Regions from separate parts of the Homo sapiens genome. Here region 1 is linked to region 2. Evidence: read pairs that join two places in POLR2A ChIA-PET (ENCODE). Cell type or tissue: A673. All regions are shown on one strand. Each heading gives the region's core, and the rest is flanking DNA. Links, peaks and the distances in the headings are about the cores only. Region 1 holds the start of LOC124902671 (a long non-coding RNA gene). Region 2 overlaps CSTPP1 (centriolar satellite-associated tubulin polyglutamylase complex regulator 1).

Region 1 (5,380 bases), core at 99-5,098, 190 kb after region 2:
GGGCAGGAGATCTGGATTCCTGTGGCTTGGGCTAACTTAGGTCCAAAGAAACCAAGTGCCTGTGATCATCATCTTCATTCCCCAAATGTAGCCATGCCCTCTGGATTCCCTCCTCTCACTCATCCTCCTCCCAATTAGGCAGGCTTCCGGGTGGATTGCTCTCACTTTAGCATTACCAGGCCCTTCCATATTCGAAATGCTTTGATATATGATAATACTTACACATTCTTACTCCTTGGCTGATCTAAAATCTTTTGCCTTCAGTACATGCAGCAACAAAATAACTTAAGCATCAGTGTATTTCTTCTCCCTCAGGATCCTATAAATTTCTCTGAGATTCACCTCTCTGGGTTCTCTGCTGGACCACAGAGCCTCATCCTGGCTCACCTCTCCCAAAGCACAAAGCATTGCTTCTGTATATCAGGAATCATTTGGTTGCCTTGACTGTATATCTTGGACCTTTGTCTTGGCTTCCTATAATAGGATGACCAGATTTGTGTTCAGCCATTCAAAAGAAGCCAGCCTGCTGCAGTACTGGATGACAGAGTAATGAGGTCTGTGGGTTTCTATGCTGTACTCTTCTCCCTACACAGCAAGACTGTTTGCGTTAGTACTGCTTCCAGATATTCTGTGGATGGTCTTTGGGCATGTGGTGGGAAACGTTACCATGCCAGAGAATTTCAGCAAATTTAACCGGCTTTGAAATGACTTGTTCTTCCAGATTTTTATATACAAGGAAAACCAAACTAAAGAAGACTGATGAAGGTGCCTCTCTTGTTTGCTCTCTTCACCCGACCAATTTTCATACCAGTGAAGCTCCTTTGGTCAAAATGGTGTAACTGGATGCCTCCCACCCTGGAAAAGCTTTGTAGAAATACTGATCTTAAAATCTCACACCTGGAGGTTAGAGACTAGCATACCCTTCACACTGACTTGCTTTTAAAAGAACAGCTCTACCAAGACCAGGTCTGAAACTCATGAAATGAACAAAAAGAGGGCAGTGACTTGAAATGCAGAGACCTAATGTGTTCCTCTCCATTTCCACTTCAGATTTGCTGACCATGAAAGAATATCACTGTTTGCTGCAATTACTGTGTCCTGATTTCCCGCTGGAGCTCACTCAGAAAGCAGCCAGGTACGTCTCCTGGACTCTTGAAACCAACTCAGCTCTCTGTGGGCCACTGCTTCCTAGAGAAACCTGGAGTGTATACAAATGAAAAAAAGGAGCATTTAGGGAAGAAACTGGCAGTGGGAGAGGGGTCTATTTGGGATGTGCCCCAAAACATAATACATTCTGCATTTCCAAAGGGAAGCGAAATGATCCTTTGTGGTTTCTGTGGGGAGCCTCAGGGTCTGAAGATAGAGTTGGAGGGTGGTGAGATGAAGAGGCAGAAAAAGCCCAGACCCCTCCAATACCCCCACACACACACACCCTAGAGGATATTCTGAGAAAAGAGGGGCTGCATTTGTGTGTTTTCACGCTACTGTAAAGATACTACCCAAGACTGGGTAATTTATGAAGAAAAGAGGATTAATTGACTCACAGTTCCGCGTGGCCTCAGGAAACTTACAATCGTGGTGGAAGGCAAAGGGGAAGCAAGGACCTTTTTCACATGGTGGTAGGAGAGAGAAGTACAGACAGGGGAAATGTCAGACGCTTATAAAACCATCAAATGTCTTCAGAACTCACTCACTATCACAAGAACAGCATGGGGGAAACTGCCCATGTGATCCAATCACCTTCCACCAGGTCTCCCTCTCAACACCTGGGGATTACAATTCGGGTTGAGATTTAGGTGGGAACACAAAGCCTAACCATATCAGGGGGCAAGGGTTGGCAGTGACTTGTGATGAAGAGAGTTGAGGTTGGGGACTGGAAGGGCATAAAGGTGATAAAGCCCCAGTTGAAGGAAAGGCACATTATATTATTTATGCCAGAAGAAGGTTTTCAAGATCAGTCCAGAACCAGGACTTGGCAGAAATAGTTAGAAGCCCCTAATTTCTGTGTTGGGTTTCACCATCATTCACAATTTTTAACCACATGAGGTAATTGGACTATGCCTCAGTTAACTTTTACTTACTTAACTCAAAACCTGAGCTAGGCCAGACACGGTGGCTCACGCCTGTAATCCCAGCAGTTTGGGAGGCCAAGGCAGGCAGATCCCCTGAAGCCAGGTATTCAAGACCAGCCTGGCCTACATGGCGAAACTCCATCTCTACTAAAAATACAAAAAATTAACCAGGCACGGTTGCGCTTGCCTGTAGTCCCAGCTATTCGGGAGGTGGAGGCAAGAGAATTCGCTTGAACCTGGGAGGCGGAGGTTGCAGTGAGCAGAGATCGTGCCATTGCACTCCAGCCTGGGCGACAGAGCAAGACTCCGTCTCAAAAAAAAAAAAAAAAAAAAAAAAAAAAAAAAACCTGAGCTAGGGTTGCAAATGGACGTACAGCAAAAATCATGTTTATCGAAGAATGCCTACCTTCCCTATATCATACTGAATGCATTTACCTTCATTGTTCTATTTAAATTTGTTTACCTTAACTATCTCACCTAATCCTTGTAAAAACTGTTACTTCCCTTTAAAATGATCCTTTGTGGTTTCTGTGGGGAGCCTCCGGCTCTGAAGACAGAGTTGGAGGGTGGTGAGAGTATTAGGCAAACAACAAAACACACACACAAATACATACCCACACTCCCACACACACCCCTAGAGGATATTCTGAGAAAAGAGGAGGCAAGGGTTGGCAGTGACTTGTGATGAAGAGGGTTGCGGTTGGAGACCAGAAGGGCCTGAAAGCAGCTGGGCGTGGTAGCTCATGCCTGTAATCCCAGCACTTTGGGAGGCCGAGGTGGATGGATCACCTGAGGTCAGGAGTTCGAGACCAACCTGACCAACATGGTGAAACCCTGTCTCTGCTAAAAATACAACAATTAGCCTGGCGTGGTGGCAGGCACCTGTAATCCCAGCTACTTGGGAGGCTGAGGCAGGAGAATCACTTGAACCTGGGAGGCAGAGGTTGCAGTGAGCCGATTGTGCCACTGCACTCCAGCATGGGGGACAGAGTGAGACTGAACGTCAAAAAAAAAAAAAAAGGGAGCATGAAAGTGATGAACCCCAGTTGAGGGAAGGGTACTGTTACTGCTCACTTCACTGAAGTGGGAACTGAGGCTCAGACGGGTGACAATGTTGTGCGAATATACTGATAGCTTGTAAGTAGCAGTGGCAGAACTGGAACCGCAGTCAGCCTGAATCCAGAGATGGGGGATCGGGAGCACAAGGAGTCTCTTCATGCTCCCACCTCCCTGTGTCATGGCATCATTTCTGCTTTGTGGTTTGACCCACTGAAAACAAAGCTGCATTGGCTGCACTGCACCAAGAATCACCTCGCTCCTTTTGAAATGTGCCAACCAGCTCCTCTATTGACTTGGAAGATGGGAACTCCATTGCTCCCAGTGACAGACACCAGCCTCACGGTGGGGCACGGTGTTTTGCAGCTAACAGCTCATGACCTACTTTTGCTGGTCATGTGCAAAACCTGTTTAGTGATCACACATGCAAAATTTTGTAGGTTTTTTTCTCCCTCATTATTCAGTGGATAATTTTCTTTCCTGATGGCAACTGGCCACTGGTAAAAGCCGCAGTTCAGGTTTTATAATTTTAATTTATCTGCTATCCAAAGGAGATTTGGATATTTTTTTTCTTCACTGAAAAAAAAAAAGTATGGGAGATTATCTCTTGTAATTTAAAAGCAGCCAAATGGAGTTAGCTTTAAATTTCCATGATCGTTCCCCTTTGGGCAGAAATCATTTTATTAAAAACATTTTTGTTTGTTTGTTTGTTTTCTTTGAGACAGAATCTCACTCTGTAGCCCAGGCTGGAGGGCAGTGGTGCAATCTTGGCTGACTGCAGCCTTCACCCCGCCTCTCCCTGGGTTCAAGTGATTCTCCTGCCTCAGCCTCCTGAGTAGCTGGGATTATAGGTGTGCACACCATGCCCGGCTAATTTTTTTTTTTTTTGTATTTTTGGTAGAGACGGGGTTTCACCATGTTGCCCAGGCTGGTCTCAAATTCCTGACCTCAAAAGATCTGCCCACCTAGGCCTTCTAAAGTGCCTGGGATTACAGGCATGAGCCACCACAGCCAGCCTGGGCCCAGATTGTTTTAAGGAATATTCAGCCCCAAAATCTGGGGAGATAAACTCAGCATCCTTAAAGACCGAACTTAAGGCCGGGCACGGTGGCTCACGCCTGTAATCCCAGCACTTTGGGAGGCCAAGGCAGGCGGATCACGAGGTCAGGAGATGGAGACCATCCTGGCTATCATGGTGAAACCCCATCTCTACTAAAAATACAAAAAAATTAGCCGGGCGTGTTGGCGGGTGCCTGTAGTACCAGCTACTCAGGAGGCTGAGGCAGGAGAATGGTGTGAACCTGCAACAACTATATCCTATATTCATTTGTTCATTTGTTTATTCATCAAATGTTTCTTTTTAACAGCTTTTTGGGATACAATTCACATACCATACACTTCACTCATTTAAAGTATAAAATTCAATTGCTTTTAATATATTTCCAGAGTTGTGCATCCATTACCACAGTCCATTGTAGAATGTTTTCATTACCCTAAAAAGAAATCCTACACCCCTTAGCCATTACTCTTCAGTCCCCACTCCACCGTCTTCCCCAACCCTAGGCAACCCCTAATCTACTTTCTGGCTCTGTAGATTTATCCACTGGGCATTTCAAATAAGTAGAATTGAGGCCAGGCACAGTGGCTCATGCCTGTAATCCCAACACTTGGGGAGGCTAAGTGGGGAGGATTGCTCAACATGGTGAAACCCCATCTCTAACAAAAATACAAAAACTTAGCCAGGCGTGGTGGTGTGCGTCTGTGGTCCCAATTACTTGGGAGGCTGAGGTGGGAGAATTGCTTGAGCCTGGGGGGCAGAGGTTGTAGTAAGCTGAGATTGTGCCACTGCACTCCAGCCTGGGCAACTGAGTGAGACTCTGTCTTTAAAAAAAAAAAAAATCAAATAAGTAGAATTGTATATGTGGTCTTGGCCAGGCATAGTGGCTCACGCCTGTAATCCCAGCACTTTGGAAGGCTGAAGCAGGAGGATCATTTGAGGTCAGGAGTTCAAACCCAGCCTGGCCAACATGGTGAAACCTGTCTCTACTAAAAATACAAAACTTAGCTGGGCATGGTGGTGCACATCTATAATCCCAGCTACTCAGGAGGCTAAGGCAGGAGAATCACTTGAACCCGGGAGGTGGAGGTTGCAGTGAGCCGAGATCATGCTGCTGCACTCCAGCCTGGGCAACAGAGCTAGACTCTGTCTCAAAAAAAAAAAAAAAAAAAAAAAAAACCACGACCAGGTGCAG
Region 2 (5,380 bases), core at 298-5,297:
AATTTAATCTTTTGTTTTCAATTACAGTTAGTAGTATTTGGGTAACTTCATTTCCCAGATTTCATTTGCTGTTAGGTGACACAAAAAGGGGAAAGACTTTTTCTTTTCTTTTTTTTTTTTTTTGAGATGGAGTCTCGCTCTGTCGCCCAGGCTGGAGTGCAGTGGCGTGATCTTGGCTCACTGCAAGCTCCGCCTCCCAGGTTCACGCCATTCTCCTGCCTCAGCCTCCCGAGTAGCTAGGACTACAGGCGCCCGCCACCTCGCCCAGCTAATTTTTTGTATTTTTAGTAGAGACGGAGTTTCACCGTGTTAGCCAGGATGGTCTCGATCTCCTGACCTTGTGATCCGCCTGCCTCGGCCTCCCAAAGTGCTGGGATTACAGGCATGAGCCACCGCGCCCGGCCTAAAGACTTTCTTTTAAATTCTAATCCCTTAGGCAGGGATCATGTCTCATATATATATTTTTTAATACAGAGATAATATTTCAACTTTTAAGTAGTACAGCTGCCTAAATACTGTCTTAAGTAGAAACTGTTTTCTTTTTTCCTTTTTTCTTTTTTTGAGGTGGAGTCTCACTTTGTTGCCCAGGCTGGAGTGCAATGGCCCGATCTCGGCTCACTGCAACCTCCACCTCCCGGGTTCAAGCAATTCTCCTGCCTCAGCCTCCCGAGTAGCTGGGATTATAGGCGCCTGCTATCACGCCTGGCTAATTTTTGTATTTTTAGTAGAGACAGGGTTTCACCATATTGGCCAGGCTGGTCTGTTGGTCAGGGTGGTCTTGAACTCCTGACCTCATGAGCCACCCGCCTCAGCCTCCCAAAATGCTGGGATTACAGCCATGAGCCACCAGGCCTGGCCTGGAAACTGTTTTCAAATAGGTGTTCTTCATATGCCATCTAGAGTAATTCTCATATGCAGGAGGACTGAAGGAGACAGCAGTCTCGTTCAGTCCTCACAGCAGGTAGACACCAGCTGATCCCACTTTTCTTTGAGGAAACTGGGATTTAAGTTATATAACTTGTCCAAGGTCACTGAGCTAGTATGTCTGGAGCTGAAGTTTGAATGAAGTTTATCTGACTCTAAAGCCAGTAGTATTGTTAGCCACTTTCTTTCAGGTTTTGTAATTTCTAAGAGCCTTCTTTCCCATTCAGTTCAATAAAAATTTAAGTGTCAGAACTTAAATTCAGTAGAAAATTCTACAGAATATATGATATATTCCTTAGACTCTTTTTTTTTTTTTTTTTTTGAGACAAGGTCTCACTCTGTCATCCAGGCTGAAGTGCAGTGGCATGATCATGGCTCAGTGTAGCCTCGACCTCCTGAGCTCAGGTGATCCTCCCACCTCAGCCTCCCAGGTAGCTGGGACTATAGGAGTGTGCTACCATGCCTAGCTAATTTTTAAATTCTTTGTTTGTTATGTTGCCCAGGCTGGTCTCGAACTCCTGGGCTCAGGTGATCCACCCGCCTTGGCCTCCCACAGTGCTGAGATTACAGACGTGAGCCACCATACCCTGCCAGATTGTTTTAATATATAGAAGATAATTTAACATTTTCTTGGTGAGGTAGTGTCATTATTTTAGACCTAATTTATTATATTGTGCTATAAATGTGTTATAACAGTTACCCATGAAGATGGATGTTATTTTTTTTATGCATGAGAAGAAATGGTGGCTCAAATAACTTAAGTAAATTTTCCATTTATATAGATAGCAGTTAGTGAAGCTGTTATTTGATTCTAATTCTTCTAATTTGAAATTAAGTGGTTTAGGTGCCACTCAGTGTTAAATTCTAATTTATAGCTATTAATTAATAAGAAGACATCTCCCTGCTCCCACACCAGTACTTACCATTCCCTTCTCTCCAGACTAATGTTTCCTACTGAGTCAGTAAGCTGTTGAGGTCTACTGAGGTTTGTTTGGCGCTTCAGGTGGTTTGGTGCTCCTAATCTCTCAGGGTATTAGGGTGAGGGCTGAGCTGGTGTTATAAAAACAAAACAAAACAAAAAACCTCCACCACTTAACTCCCCCTCCCTCCCAGTGCAATGGCTCATACAAGAAGCACTTTCTTTCTTTCTTACTTAATCCAAATCCAGGATGTGAAAGGCAGGGTCTGCTTTAGGAAGTCATCATTGGATTTCAGCTAGCAGAGCAGTCATTCTGTCTGAAACACATGGTTTCCAAAGCTGCCTCAATTGTAGCCATTTTCAGCCAGTAAAAGGGGAAACAGTGAATCCAGGGCAAGGACCTTTTAGGCAAGTGAAGCCGAAGATGCAAACATCACTTGTGCTCACATTTCATAGGTGAGAACTTAATAAGGTCCCTGCTAACTGCCAACGAGGCAGGGAATTTTAGTCTAATGGACAGTCGTGTGCAAGAAGAATGGCAGTGTATTTTTGGTGGTACACAAACAAAAATCTGTCATACCTAGTATATGCGGTGGAGACATCTACCCTACTCAAGGCAAGTTGTATTGTTGGTAGCTGCTTGCCCTTATTCACAGGTGAAGCATAGATGTGCTGGTCAGTATTTGGTTTTTGTCCTCTACCTCTTGAAGTACAAAGTTATTTTATCCTTGGTCCCTGTCTCTGAGTTCAGTTGCTCCCTTTTTACAATGGTTATTATTTTCTTTCTTAACTTTATGTTGCCTGTCATTTCTCTGTGTCACTTCCTGTCCTTTGTAAACATTTCCAATAATCAGAATAGTTCCTCTCTATACTCTAGTGAGTCGTTCACCTTAGTGAGAACATGTAATTTTAGAATTTTTAGTTCTTTATAATTGGTTTGTTGCTGGGCGTTGGAGGTAACTTTGCTGCTAAATAATTTTATTTTTCTATTGAGAGTTAGAGACCCATTGTAGAAACCAAAATCTTGTTTCCAGAGAGCTAGTTTTACAATAAAGAAAGATATTTATCTTCCTAGACTGGAGAGTGATTTGTAAGAGATTTAGGAGGAGAGTGAGAAAAAGGCAGTGCCACAGACACTGGGGACGTGGGGGTGGAGAGTTTCAAGATGGAGGAAGTGTTCAATGATACCAGATGCCTCAGAGAGGTCAAAGAAGATACGGGCTGCAAGGCAGGTTGTTAGTGGCATTAAGGGAGGTTTTCATGGAGTAGTGTGGCAAGATGCCTGATTTTGCTGGATTGAAGAGTAAATCGGAGGGTGAAGGCGTTGAGAATAGGCTAGATTCGTTTCAAGAAGTTTGACCAATTAGGGAAAGGAGGAGAGGGGGTGATAGCAAGAGGAGGAAGAGAGAGTTTATTGTTTTTAGTTTTTAGATGGGAGAAACTTGAGTATGTTTTTAGGCTGAAGGGAAAGGAACCATTGTACAGGGAGAGAGGGAAGATCCAAGGGAAGGAAAGGATGATGAATACTTGATGGAACATTTTTAGAAGTACGAGGAAATTTAGGATCAAAGGCAGAGGTGCAAGGCTATTTTGAAGTTGGGAGTCAGGACCATATTTATCCAGAAGGCACTGTTTGTGTGGTGCCTAACCAACAAACTGTTATGGGATCTTTGAAAATATTTGAGACCTAAAAAAAAATTTATCAACCCTAAAGTATGGATATATGTTTTATTATATATGTATAAAACAATATAATGTCAACTTTCATTATTACATGTAATATTGACAGACATTTTGCCATATTTGAAAGCAATTCATAAGTAAGAATTTTCTCAATTAGGAAGAATTCCCAAGTGAGAAATCAGGTCTTAAGGTGATCTTAAAACCGCTTCACATGGCGTAATTAAATTTGAACAACAGAGGTGGGAAGTAAGGGTGATGAAGGACATGGTTAAACTTAGAAATGGAGCTAGAAATTGGTGTTCTTTACCTGATGACCTCTTCTTTGTCTGAAGTAAGAATCAAGATTATCTTCTTAGAGTTAGGGAAGCAGAAGTAAAAGGCTTGAGGAGAGCAAAGAAAGTTTGTATTAGCTACTGGGGGAAAGAAGAAAGATAGCTCGACTAGGGCCAAGTACAAGTATTCTGAGCTACATTAAAGCATGTGAAGTAAGGCTGCATAAATCATTTTAAAAAAAGAAGTAACTAAGAATGCTAACAGGAGCAAAGTTGACTATGGGAATTGGTAAAAGAAAAAATACAAAAGCATTACAAAATAATAATTAGAAGAAACAGTTGAAAAACTCTTTTAGGAAAACATGATGTCACAAATAATGCATAAGAAGAGGGAGGATTCGGCTGGATGCAGTAGCTTATGCCTATAATCCTAGCACGTTGGGAGGCTGAGGCTGGTGGATCACTTGAGGTCAGGAGTTCGAGACCAGCCTGGCCAATGTGGTGAAACCCCATTTCTACTAAAAATACAAAATTTGGTTGGGTATGGTGGCAGGTGCCTATAATTCCGGCTACCCTGGAGGCTGAGGCAGGAGAATCGCTTGAACCCTGGAGGCAGAGGTGGCAGTGAGCCGAGATCGTACCACTGCACTTCAGCCTGGGCGACACAGTGAGACTCTGTTTTGAAAAAATAAATAAATAAATAAAAAATAAAATAAAAAAGAAGAGGGAGAATCCAGAGAGCGCAAAATTCCACTTCTTCCATTGAAGAAAGTTCAAAGAATTGCTGGATTTAAAGTTTTTGATGTTTATGTTTCTTAACTACAGAATTTTAAAAATCAAATGGGTCTATAAGAGTTATAACAAAAAAAAGCAGTACCCTACACCATAACCTTCTCACCCCGAAGTCTCACTCCTCAGAGGAGGCCATTTTCTTTCTTTTTTTTTTTTTTGAGTACCAGTAAGTCTTTATTTATTCATTGTATTTTCCCAGGGAAAGGAGAAGGGAAGGGAAGAGTCAGCATGTGTTAAAAAATGATGAGAAAATGGGAAAGGAAGTACCCAGTACAGCAAAATCAACCGTCAAATAAACACACCCCAGTGATGGGGTCACCAAAGCCCAAAGGGGCTCAGTCTCCTGCAGTTCAGGAATGAGGGAAAAGGATCAGGAAAAAAACAGACAGGTACAGGCTTTCCTACCCTCCCTCCCCATAAATTCAAGATTTTACACAAAGCTTTGGTTTCTAGCAGTAAACATGGAGTTACATTCATTCATCTCCTATTAAACAATCTTGTGGCCACTTTGACATAAGTTTCTACCACCTGCATAAAAGTTCCTGAGTGACTTGGATATACATTCATATTCCCTTTCTTGGCCTCCTGACCCCACTTTCTACATGGAAGGCCCCCAATTGCATCTCTTTACTTTAGGATTAGAAATTAAAAGTAAGTAGGTTTGATCCATCCAAAATACAGTAGTGTGGTTTTTTTTTTGTTGTTTTTTTGTTTTTTTTTTTTCGAGACAGGGTCTTGCTCTGTAACCAGGCTGGAGTGCAGTGGTGCGATCTCAGCTCACTGCAACCTC

Evidence for each region. Peaks named below come from ENCODE experiments on the same cell type or tissue, not always from the same donor. Only the 100,000 strongest peaks of a DNase experiment are listed, where the experiment ranks them.
Region 1: POLR2A ChIA-PET joins it to region 2 with 12 read pairs; 2 of 35 experiments call an interaction of 5 or more read pairs at or near these places.

The regions. Positions count from the first base shown.
Region 1 is chr11:47,136,595-47,141,974 of GRCh38, forward strand. It overlaps CSTPP1 (centriolar satellite-associated tubulin polyglutamylase complex regulator 1), which reads left to right. Exons shown (of 9, transcript NM_024113.5): 4 at 1,051-1,135. It overlaps LOC124902671 (a long non-coding RNA gene), which reads right to left and starts at 282. Exons shown (of 2, transcript XR_007062666.1): 1 at 223-282. In A673, for the core only: no CTCF peak of the experiment used is centred there; no DNase peak of the experiment used is centred there.
Region 2 is chr11:46,950,069-46,955,448 of GRCh38, forward strand. The region is part of intron 1 of CSTPP1 (centriolar satellite-associated tubulin polyglutamylase complex regulator 1); the gene reads left to right. Among named protein-coding and RNA genes, the nearest start is that of CSTPP1, 16 kb to the left of the region's middle. In A673, for the core only: no CTCF peak of the experiment used is centred there; no DNase peak of the experiment used is centred there.